2 separate regions of the Homo sapiens genome follow, and region 2 is linked to region 1. The links are chromatin loops, found by intact Hi-C in ENCODE. Cell type or tissue: gastrocnemius medialis. All regions are shown on one strand. Each heading gives the region's core, and the rest is flanking DNA. Links, peaks and the distances in the headings are about the cores only.

Region 1 (2,866 bases), core at 367-2,866:
CCAGGGCCCCTGCGGGGGGTGGGGTGGCTCTCTTCCCTAAGTCACTTGGGCTCTGCCCCGTCCCTGCACATCCCTACCCCCCGCCGTCATCCCCCTTCCCCGGGCCCCCAGGGCCTAGGGTTCCCCGGCGGCATCCCCGTCCGCCGGCCCGGCAGCGGCGGGAAGGGGCCAACCCTAAGAGCGAACCCCTGGAGAGCGGCAGCCCCGGACCAGGCACTGCCGAGGGCGCTTTGTGTGCTCATCACCTGGGAAGCGGCTGCAGGGCAAGGCCTGCGCCTACGCGGTCCCCGCAGACCCCCTGCCACGGGCCCGCCTTCCCAGTCCGTAGGGCCCTCGCCCGCGCACCTGTGCCCGCTGCTTCCCACCGCCTCCCTCTCTGCTTCCCTCCACCCGGGAGGATATGGGGCACTGGGCCAGGAGGCCGCCGGCACTCCAGGAGCAAGCAGCCTTCGAAGGGGTCCGGGCATGCCCACGGGCACGCCAGTGGGCGCGGGCAGAGGGCGCCGTGCGATGCATGCAGAGACGTGTGCCCGCCTAACCCTTCATGCCAGTTCACCCGGGGCACTGGGGGGAGCTGAAGCGGGGGGTCCTCTCCTGTCGGAAAGTCCCCTCAGCCCAGCGTGGCCAGGGCAGGGGGCAAACACGGGAGTGGCATTCCAGACCCAGAGGGGCCTGCTCAGAGGTTCCCATAAGACTTGTCAGGCTCTGAGCACCTGGGTCTGGGTGGGCTTCAGGTGTGGTGGCAGGTGCAGAGGAGGCCTGAGGACAGGGATCAGGGGCCTGGGGGGTTGTGTCCCCAGAGCTGTGGGGGCTCTTCACTCAAAATTTTCTGGTAGATAACTCTGGAGATGGTGCAGTGGCTGCTGTGCCGAGATGTAGACTGGGACCAGGGGACGGCTGGGGACGCTCACTGCTACTATCTTCAGTCAGAAGCCAGCCTGCCTATGGCTTCCTCCCCATTGTGCACTCCCCTCCCTCTCAGTCCTCGGTACCTCCCCTCTCCAGAATGTTTCCTCCTCTGAGTGTTTTTTTTTTTTTTCTAGGAAGGCAGGTATCTGTCCCTCCTGTTCAATTCTAGTAATAATTAATTTATCTGCTAAAGACCAGTGAGAGATGGAGGCCCTGGGTTGGCCAGCACGTCATGCCCAAATATGGTTGACTCTCCTGTAGCCCTGGGTGTCTACATGACACGTGGTGGGGCTGTGATCCGCCCAGCACATTCACTTCGGGGCAGCCTGTGGCCCCACTGGTTTTTCCCACTAGTAGTGGTGTTAGGGGGTGCAAATGGCATTTTCCAGTACTGAGGCCAACCCCTGTATATTGTCCCCTCTCCTGACCACTTTGAGACACACCTGCACCAAGTGCGCCTGGGCGTCTGGGAGCTGGGGTGGAGGTGGGAGGGAGGGCTGGGAAGGGGGAACCCATACAGACCCCTCCCTGCACGGGCCCCATTCAAGACGGGCTTGAAGTTGTCCTTCTGGTCCCCCTGCCCCACTGGAAAGCAAGTTCCCAGGCACGGAATTCCATCAATAATTGACTCTCTCTCCACTAAGGGCCATTGAGCTGGGTTGTCTGGGTTCATTCCTTAATCTTCAGAGCTCAGGGAAACTGAGTCAGAGTGACCAGTGGTCAATTCCAGCAGAAAGAGTGTCAGGAGGTGGGTGCCGTGTCTTCCAGCCCTAGCTTTTCCCTATTTAGAGGAAACAAGGAATGGGCGTGTAGAGGGTTCTTGTCCCTAGAACATAGTATCAACCGCCAGATGTCGCCCGATCCCAAAGCCACCAGATCGGGCAGTCCTGGGAAGCCAAAATCCAGCTCTTTCATATTTTCCCTTATTTGGAGTAGATTCTTGGATGTTAGGCACACCCCGCCCACCACACCACCCCTGGCCCTCAGACCCCAGGCCAGACCCTCCCACTGGGAGGTATAGCCCAAGCCCAGGAGCTGTTCAGCTGGGATCCCTAAGGAGCTGTTTCCAGGCCTGCGTAGCCAGGGGGCGCAGGAGGGAAGGAAGCCGCAGACTGGCAAGGTGAGAAGAGACCTGTGCTGGCAAGTCCAGGTGCGGCAGGTGAGGTCGCCCATTCCCAAGCTCCCACCTTGACGGTGCACTCGGAGCACTTACAAATGGGTCTGCCAGTGGATTTTAACCTATTTTGCCTGGCCCCAGGTGGCACGGGAATCTGGGGACATTGTTGGTTATATCCTGGCTGGCAGTGCGCATCCAACTCAGAGCCAACCTGGCATAGGGCCCAGGGCCCAACCAAGGAACCTGGCCTGGTCTCATCCTCACCATGGCCCCCATGGAGTAGAGCAGCCCCAGAACCAGCTCCCCTGTGCCCAAAGCAGCTGGTGCCCTGTGGACTCGAGCCAGCAAGGGACACGCTGTCCCCCTCCCAGTGGGCACACTGGCTGAGAAGTGTCCTTCCAGGTGGCCACTCGCCCTGAGTCCACACAAGTTCCTGGTGTCAGGGCCCTTCTCTCTCAGGCATGCAGTGGTCCGTTCATGGGCAAGTGCCCAGACACCCTCTCTCTCTCGGGGACCCCCCATGGCCTCAGGCTCCCACATTCGTGGGCACAGACATGGCTCGTGGGTCAACTAGGGAAGCTATTCTCTGGACACTCACTCCCAGATGCCAGGGGAGCCTCCATCGGCTCACGCATCCCAGCTGAACCTGGCCCGGACCTGGGCGCGAGCTGGCGCCTGCGTTTTCCGGCCTCTCTGCCCGCCTTCTCCAACCCCGCCCCCGGCCGACGAGGAGCGCGGCGACCCTACGGCGCGAAGCCGGGCCGCGGAGACCTCACCTGCTGTTCCTGAGAGCGACCGGTGACCGATGACCGCGGGGTGGCGCCCGGATCGCCTTCGCGC
Region 2 (6,838 bases), core at 1,477-3,976, 580 kb before region 1:
CCCAACTCTAGGAAGGCCTTCGGAAAGGACTGCTGGATGCCGAATGTCCCCAACGCCCTGACTGGAAATGCCGGACAGCTTCAGAGCCAAAGCTGCCTGAGCCAAATGTGCCAGGTGCCAAGTGACCTGCTGTCCTGGAAGAAGCCCCACCTAGAACACACCTGAGACGGTGGCAGAGCCAAGGTCTTCCCTGTCACTTGGGGATGCCCTGCCACTTGACCACCAGGCAGCAGCAAAGTGTTCCAGCCAATGGCAGAAGCATCATAGCCATTGGCCAAAGAGCCATGCCTTCCAGCTAGAAGTCCAGAAAGGCTCGGGCGGAGTCTGACCTCTCCCTGTCTGTGTGTCCCTGGCCGGCACTCATCAGTCCAAGCCAGGGGCTAGGAGAGGGTGCCCACAAGGACCAGAGCCCCGAGGATAGCTCAGCTGATCTGTGTGGCACCTGGATCTGCAAGCACAGGCACGGTCGGGACTTTTCTGTCTTCTCTCTAGCGCTTATCAACGGGTCGGGACTTTTCTGTCTTCTCTCTAGCGCTTATCAACATCTGAAATCATCTTATTTGGGGGCTCTTGTAAGCACGCAGAAAGCGGCTTCGATGGACCTTCCTCCAGGGAGCTTTCCCTGATGCCCTAAGGCTACTGAGCTGGGACCCTAAGGCCCTACTTACCCCCTTCCCTAGGTTATCACTGCATTGCTCCCTCCTCAACCCCTGAGCCCGAGAGGAGGGGCCAAGTCAGTGTGGTCCAATACTGTCACCCTAGGACCCAGCACAGTACCTGGCCCAGAGCTGGCACATAAGGAACATTTCCTGAGTGAACAAGCACATCAGAAAATGAAAAAAGATCTGGAGACTAGGGAGGCCTCGGTCCAAATCCACCATCCACTCTTCTTGAGATGGCTTCATGGCCTCATCTGAAATTCACAGAACGGAGGTACCTACTTTCCGTGACTGTTGGAAAGATTAGGGGACAGGAGGTGTGTGAGCTGCTCACAGTAGCTAGTGCCACACAGCACGCCTGCCCCTTCACCCCACTGGCCCCTCAGGTCAGAGTTCAAGGCTGGTGTCCCTGGGAGGTCACGGGTGGACCCCTGCAGCTCCCAGCAGTAGTTCCTCCTGGGCTTCAGCTGTGGCAGCAAGCCAATCTCCTGAGAGCATGGACCTCCCTCACAGATGGCAACATCACCACCAGGGCTGAGCTGAACCTCTCTGCCACCCGGTCCCTGTGCCAGGTGTTCCTTTGGGCTTTGGCAAAAGACCCAGAGAGCGCTCCAGATGGACTTCCCTGACCTTACTGTACAGATGCAGGCACCTTCCTTCAGGAGGTCGCAAAGGCTCTGCCTTGTGCCCTGACTTCCCTGTGAAGCCACCAATCAAAGGAGCCAAGTGTGAGGCAGGATGCAATATGTACACGCCTCCCGCTCTCCCATCACCCTTTCATGGTTCCATGGAAAGAAAGAACATCCACACCCCACATCTTATGCCTGCTGAGGCTTCTGTCTTTGGCATATTTCTGTTGGACCATGTGTCAATGGTGGCTGCATGTTTTCCTATGGCGTCCAAATCAGTGGGATTCAAGACCTGGGGTTCCTCTGTAAGGGTTCTCACACCCAGGACGGTCAGTCTCAGGGCAAGGCACTGCCCAGCTACCCACCGTTCACTGTCCCCTACTCCCACCCCAACGCACACACAGGCACACACACAGGGGAGGTCAGGGAGGAGGCACACATGTCTTCACCAAGAGCCTACAGGAGCCCAGTTGCTGGAGCCATCAGAGCCTCTGGAAAGCCACTATATACTGCCGTCCTTTCAGCAGCAAGGTGGGAGAAGTCAGCATCGTCAAGAGAATTTCATTAGGCACAAGCAGTCTCCCCCAGAGGTCAGAAGGAGAAAACATGGCAAGTAGAGATGTCCCTGGGGAGTGGCCGCAAAGTCACGGAGTTCTGGAAGGTCAGAGTTGACAGGATCCTTTGAGAACATGAAGTCTCCTCCCCTCTGGGTTCCAAAGGGGAAACTAGAACCCAGAGAGAGGAGGAAATGGCCTAAGGCCACGCAGTGGCTCAGTGTGGGAGCATGGCCTAGAGGTCAAACCTCTTACCCATCAGGGCCAGGTGCTGGCTGGCAGCTGCTTCAGATGGTTTCCAGCCCACCTAGGACCTAAATTAACCTCTTCTTAAATAAGTGTAAGGAAAGAAGACTCGGACCTGAATACGCAAGACCGCACACGGAGAAGAGCAGAAGCAAAACCCCCGCAGCCTCAGAAACCCTAGCTCCTTCCCATTCCAGGCGCCTCGAGGGGAAGGCATCTGGGGCTCTAAGACTGGGGGACTATGGGGGATGACTGGCAAAGTCCGGTTCTTTGCCACCGGGATAGGTGGCAAAGCGGTCCACGAGAGAGGAAACCGTGGAGAAATTTGAGTCCCGGAACCGGATTCCCGAAGCGGTTTGAGAAAGGCGGGCCGGGATACGTGAGTGACTGCCTCAGAAGGGCTCCTTCAAGGACACTAAGGAGGTGACAGCCGCCGTGGCCCACTCTCCCGGCCCGTCCGGAGGGCCCCCCGCCACCCGATGCAGACCCCCTGGGGGAGCCGGTCCAGGGCCAACTTCGGCCAATCCCCTCAGTGACAGCGGAGGCGGCCAATCAACCCCGGCGCGAAGCCCTTTCCCCGCCCCTGGTGGGGCCCCTAGCCAATCGGACTCCAGACTGCTTCGGGTGCGGCTACCCCACCGCTCCCCTGCGACCGCTGCCGCGGTCCCGTGGCTCTTTCCCTGCTCACCTCCCAGGGACGGCAGAGAAGGGCTGGCCCGAGCACCGCCTTCGCGGCGCTGCCGGCGACGGTCGCTACCTTCAGCGCCATGACGGAAAGTGAGAGCCTCCGCACGTCCCGACACGCAGATACCGCTCTCGCGAGAGTTCGACGGGGTGCGAAGTTTCGGGGACAGGCGCGGACCCGGTACTGCGCACGCGCGCGGTCGCACCGATTCACGCCCCCTTCCGGCGCCTAGAGCACCGCTGCCGCCATGTTGAGGGGGGGACCGCGACCAGCTGGGCCCCTGGCTCAGGGAGGGGCCACGTCAGTGCTGCCAGAGACGTCACAATGCCGGCCCAGCCGTTCGGTGCGCGATTGGCTGCCGCTGCCACTTACGCGTCGCTCTTCCTCGTTTGCCCCTCGTGTTCATGGGAGCTCGTTTTCTTTTCCTCTAGGCAGAGAAGAGGCGATGGCGGCGATGGCATCTCTCGGCGCCCTGGCGCTGCTCCTGCTGTCCAGCCTCTCCCGCTGCTCAGGTAGCGGCCCAGCCGGGGCTTCTTTCTTGCGAGCCTCTGACCCACGGCAGGTGGTGTTGGGGGCAGGAGGGATGCGGGGGTCCGGCCTTTCAGGGTCCGTCGCTGCGGGCCGGGCCTTCCCCCGAGAGGCAGGCGGCCTTGGGACGGGGGGACCAAAGCACCTCGCGCACGTTTACCGGCAGCCAGGCTTTTCCTTGTCTGCCCATACGAAGAGGAGTCCCCGAGCCTCCATGGTGCGCCCGGCCCCCAAGCTGCAGCACGGAACGTGACACATGTCCCGGCTCCCGCTCCCTGCGGGGTCGGACCGGAGCGAAGCTCTGTAGCGCTGAGCGATCGCGGCCAAAAACGGGGCTGGAGGAGCCACATAAGCTAGGAAGGGACCTCAGTGAGGAGAGGGAGCAAGAGCGGGGCGAGTTAGATGGGGAGCCAAAGGTGCGCAGGGCCTTGAGTGCCAGGCCGAAGACTGGCTTTTCCGGAGGGCCCTGCCTTACCCTTACCAGAGTTTTCGGCAGAGCCGACCAGGGGTCCCGTCGATTTGCATTCGTGAGGGGCTGAGGTCTGAACTCCAGAGTGTGTTTAGGAGGTGGCTGCAGCAGCCAGCCCCGGGCCCGGGGGCCAGGACTGGACAGGGGCGGCTTTCTCCACATTCCCTTTTCTGCCGTCCTTCAGGCCAGTAGCCTTGCTGCCTGCAACGTTTTGGCAGCCTAACTGGCCTCCCTTTCCGCACACTCCTCATCTGCCCCTCAGGAATTCCCTGAACTATAGTCAGGGACGTATCCAGAGGACAAGCCTGGCCATAAAACCCTTCGGGGGCTCCCCTGCGCCACAGGAAGCAGGCCCAACTTAGGCAGGACACAGAAGGGCTGGCGGGATCTAGCCCCTGAGAACTGCCTCCACGCTGTTCCTAGGGATCTGCCTCCTGTGGTCCAGACCCAGAGCCTTCTCTGACGTCCTCTGCTGAAGCCATCGTTCTGCCAGGGCACCACATTTGGACAGCGGGTGGCTGAGAACATTCCCACTTTGGGGAGCCTTTGTTTCACACCCTCTGATGTAGGCGGCAGCCTTCCTTTCCTTTGGGCCTCTGGTTATGGAGAAGGCTAAGGCAAGGTCCTTTCTCTCACAGCTAACAAGTTGTGCTTCTGGAACCAGAGTCTCTCCCGTTTACTTCTTCAGGAAACGCTGGGGCCAGTCTTCACCTTCTGTCAACTGGCCGGGGGCAGAGACCCTTTCTCTCATCTTGAAAGCCCCAGTGCATTGCCTGCCTGCAGCCCCCACCCCCGATGTCTCTGCTGAGGATGCCTTCAGTAACTCGTCCAGGCCGTTTGTGGCTCTGAATTGAGGCTGGCGTGGCCCCCGGGCCTCCGTGTCATAGGTCCAAGTGTTGGCATGTATTGTCCAGTGAATCCAGCCCCCACCTGTCCCCAGTTCGCTCTTCCTGCACACCTCCAGAAAGCCGGCCTTGCCCCTCCCCAGCCTTCCTTCACAGCCATCCCGCCTACGTTGCCATTGCATTTGTGACCGAGCACTTGGATCTGTCTCGCATATCCCACCTGGAAGGGGCAGGAAGAGCGCATGGGTCCCCAGCTGATCCGTGCTATGAGGCAGGGCCGGGCCATCCTGCCCTCAGACCGGGATACTCGAGCTGGCCTTACCCAGGCATCTCTCCCTCTTCCCCGCAGCCGAGGCCTGCCTGGAGCCCCAGATCACCCCTTCCTACTACACCACTTCTGACGCTGTCATTTCCACTGAGACCGTCTTCATTGTGGAGATCTCCCTGACATGCAAGAACAGGGTCCAGGTGAGACAGTGGGGTTTCAGACAGGAGGGCGGGTGGGGGGTGCTCCTCACTGCTAGTTGATGGGGGACCTGTGTCGATAGAGGGAGAATCAAGATTCCAACTCTTGGGGTGCCGGAGAGATCAGGGCACGGTGATGCCAGATCCTAGCCAGTGTTGACAGGTCACCTTCCTCACCTGCTTTGTGTGCTGTGCCTACACGAGGTAACCCTGGGCTCACCACCCGCTGTTTCCTGAATGAGTATCTGGACCGGGAGAAAGGGCCAGGAGTCAGCCCACCCCGGTTGCCATTGGCCAGTTTGTCTGTGTGGGTGTTTTGTTTTTGTTTTTGTTTTTTGTTTGTTTTTTTGAGATAGGGTCTCACTCTGTTGCCTCAGCTGGAGTGCATTGGCACGATCTTGGCTCACTGCAGCCTCCACCTCCCGGGTTCAAGCGATTCTCCTCTCAGTCTCCTAAGTAGCTGGGATGACAGGTGCTCGCCACCATGCCCAGCTAAGTTCCCATAAGTCCAAAGAAGGAAATGGGGCCTTTTTTGGGTATGGCCCTCTTAGGGTAAAGCACCCCTTGGGCAGCCCACTGGGCACCCCTGACCCCAGCACCTCCCTTGTAGACTCAGGAAATCACTCAGCCCTTTTGATCATCCCGCCCCTGCTCACAGTCAACAGGGTTCCTATGCGTCCAGTTAGGCCCGGCCATGGGGATCTGGCCTTGTGCCCCCGTAGGGAAGACCAATGCAGAGGGCCAGTCACGGGATTGGTGAGTGTTACTTGGTACCTCCTGCCAGGGACACTGCAGCCCCCAACTGGGCCTAGCCTGCCCACCTGCAGGCCGTGTGAGCAGCGCACAGGGCTCCTCTGCCCACACCCAGAGGGGGCAGAAGGTGACCCTGCCTTTGTTCCCTCACCCAGAACATGGCTCTCTATGCTGACGTCGGTGGAAAACAATTCCCTGTCACTCGAGGCCAGGATGTGGGGCGTTATCAGGTGAGGGGCCAATGGTTCCCTTGCTAGGGGGCTCCCTGCTCCCGGGTGTGACCTGAAGCCCCAGGGGTGGCCGGTCAACCAGGGCCAGGGGCCGTGGGCTCTGGCTGCCGGAGTGCTGCAGTGTCGGCACTGGTGGTCAGGGTGGCCCCTCCGTGTCCACTCTGCCCACACTCTGCTCAACACCCAACCCAGGTGTCCTGGAGCCTGGACCACAAGAGCGCCCACGCAGGCACCTATGAGGTTAGATTCTTCGACGAGGAGTCCTACAGCCTCCTCAGGAAGGTGAGGACTCCTGTAGCCCACTGTGCTCCCCTGTCCCTGGGGAGCAGGATGGGCTGGGTTGGGAGGTGCTGGCAGCAAGTCCTGAGCTGGGTGGCCTTTCTGTGATCCTGTCCCTTCCTCAGTGTCTCTTGCCCATTTCTCTCCTTTCCTTTTCTGGGGCTTGGGCCGGTGTTCCTACCTGTCTTTCCCCTCCCCTCCCCACCCCCACACGCCAGGCACCCCTGACCCCAGCACCTCCCTTGCACCTCCCTTGCAGGCTCAGAGGAATAACGAGGACATTTCCATCATCCCGCCTCTGTTTACAGTCAGCGTGGACCATCGGGTGAGTGGCCTGGTCCCTCCTCCTTTTTGGGGTTGTTGGGCTGAGTGAAGGTTATCCTCTCCACAGCCCCAGCTCTGCTGCTGGGCCGTGATTGGCCAGCATGTCTTGGTTCCCCTGGCGGAAGGTGACCAGGGCTGGCTGGTCTGCTCACCTGTACTCCCCTGAGCTGGC

Evidence for each region. A loop is a pair of places that touch in the nucleus more often than their neighbours do. Peaks named below come from ENCODE experiments on the same cell type or tissue, not always from the same donor. Only the 100,000 strongest peaks of a DNase experiment are listed, where the experiment ranks them.
Region 2: a loop joins it to region 1, with 5 times the contacts of the local background. A loop is called at or near these places in 3 of 110 quality-filtered maps.

Annotation. Positions count from the first base shown.
Region 1 is chrX:154,371,704-154,374,569 of GRCh38, forward strand. It overlaps FLNA (filamin A), which reads right to left. Exons shown (of 48, transcript NM_001110556.2): 1 at 2,803-2,866. Among named protein-coding and RNA genes, the nearest start is that of FLNA, 1.5 kb to the right of the region's middle. RefSeq lists enhancers at 1-484, 1,669-1,718 and silencers at 1-32, 43-262, 1,206-1,265, 2,808-2,866. In gastrocnemius medialis, for the core only: CTCF peaks have their summits at 1,792 (motif pointing right) and 2,005; DNase peaks (open chromatin) are centred at 1,771 and 1,980; H3K4me3 peaks cover 806 bases; H3K27ac peaks cover 1,934 bases.
Region 2 is chrX:153,791,470-153,798,307 of GRCh38, forward strand. It overlaps IDH3G (isocitrate dehydrogenase (NAD(+)) 3 non-catalytic subunit gamma), which reads right to left and starts at 2,906. Exons shown (of 13, transcript NM_004135.4): 1 at 2,777-2,906. The coding sequence starts at 2,857. SSR4 (signal sequence receptor subunit 4) reads left to right here and starts at 3,199. Exons shown (of 6, transcript NM_006280.3): 1 at 3,199-3,285; 2 at 4,965-5,083; 3 at 5,989-6,063; 4 at 6,256-6,345; 5 at 6,602-6,667. The coding sequence starts at 3,219. RefSeq lists enhancers at 2,269-2,996, 2,896-3,155 and a silencer at 2,456-2,605. In gastrocnemius medialis, for the core only: no CTCF peak of the experiment used is centred there; DNase peaks (open chromatin) are centred at 2,662 and 3,022; H3K4me3 peaks cover 2,340 bases; H3K27ac peaks cover 2,500 bases.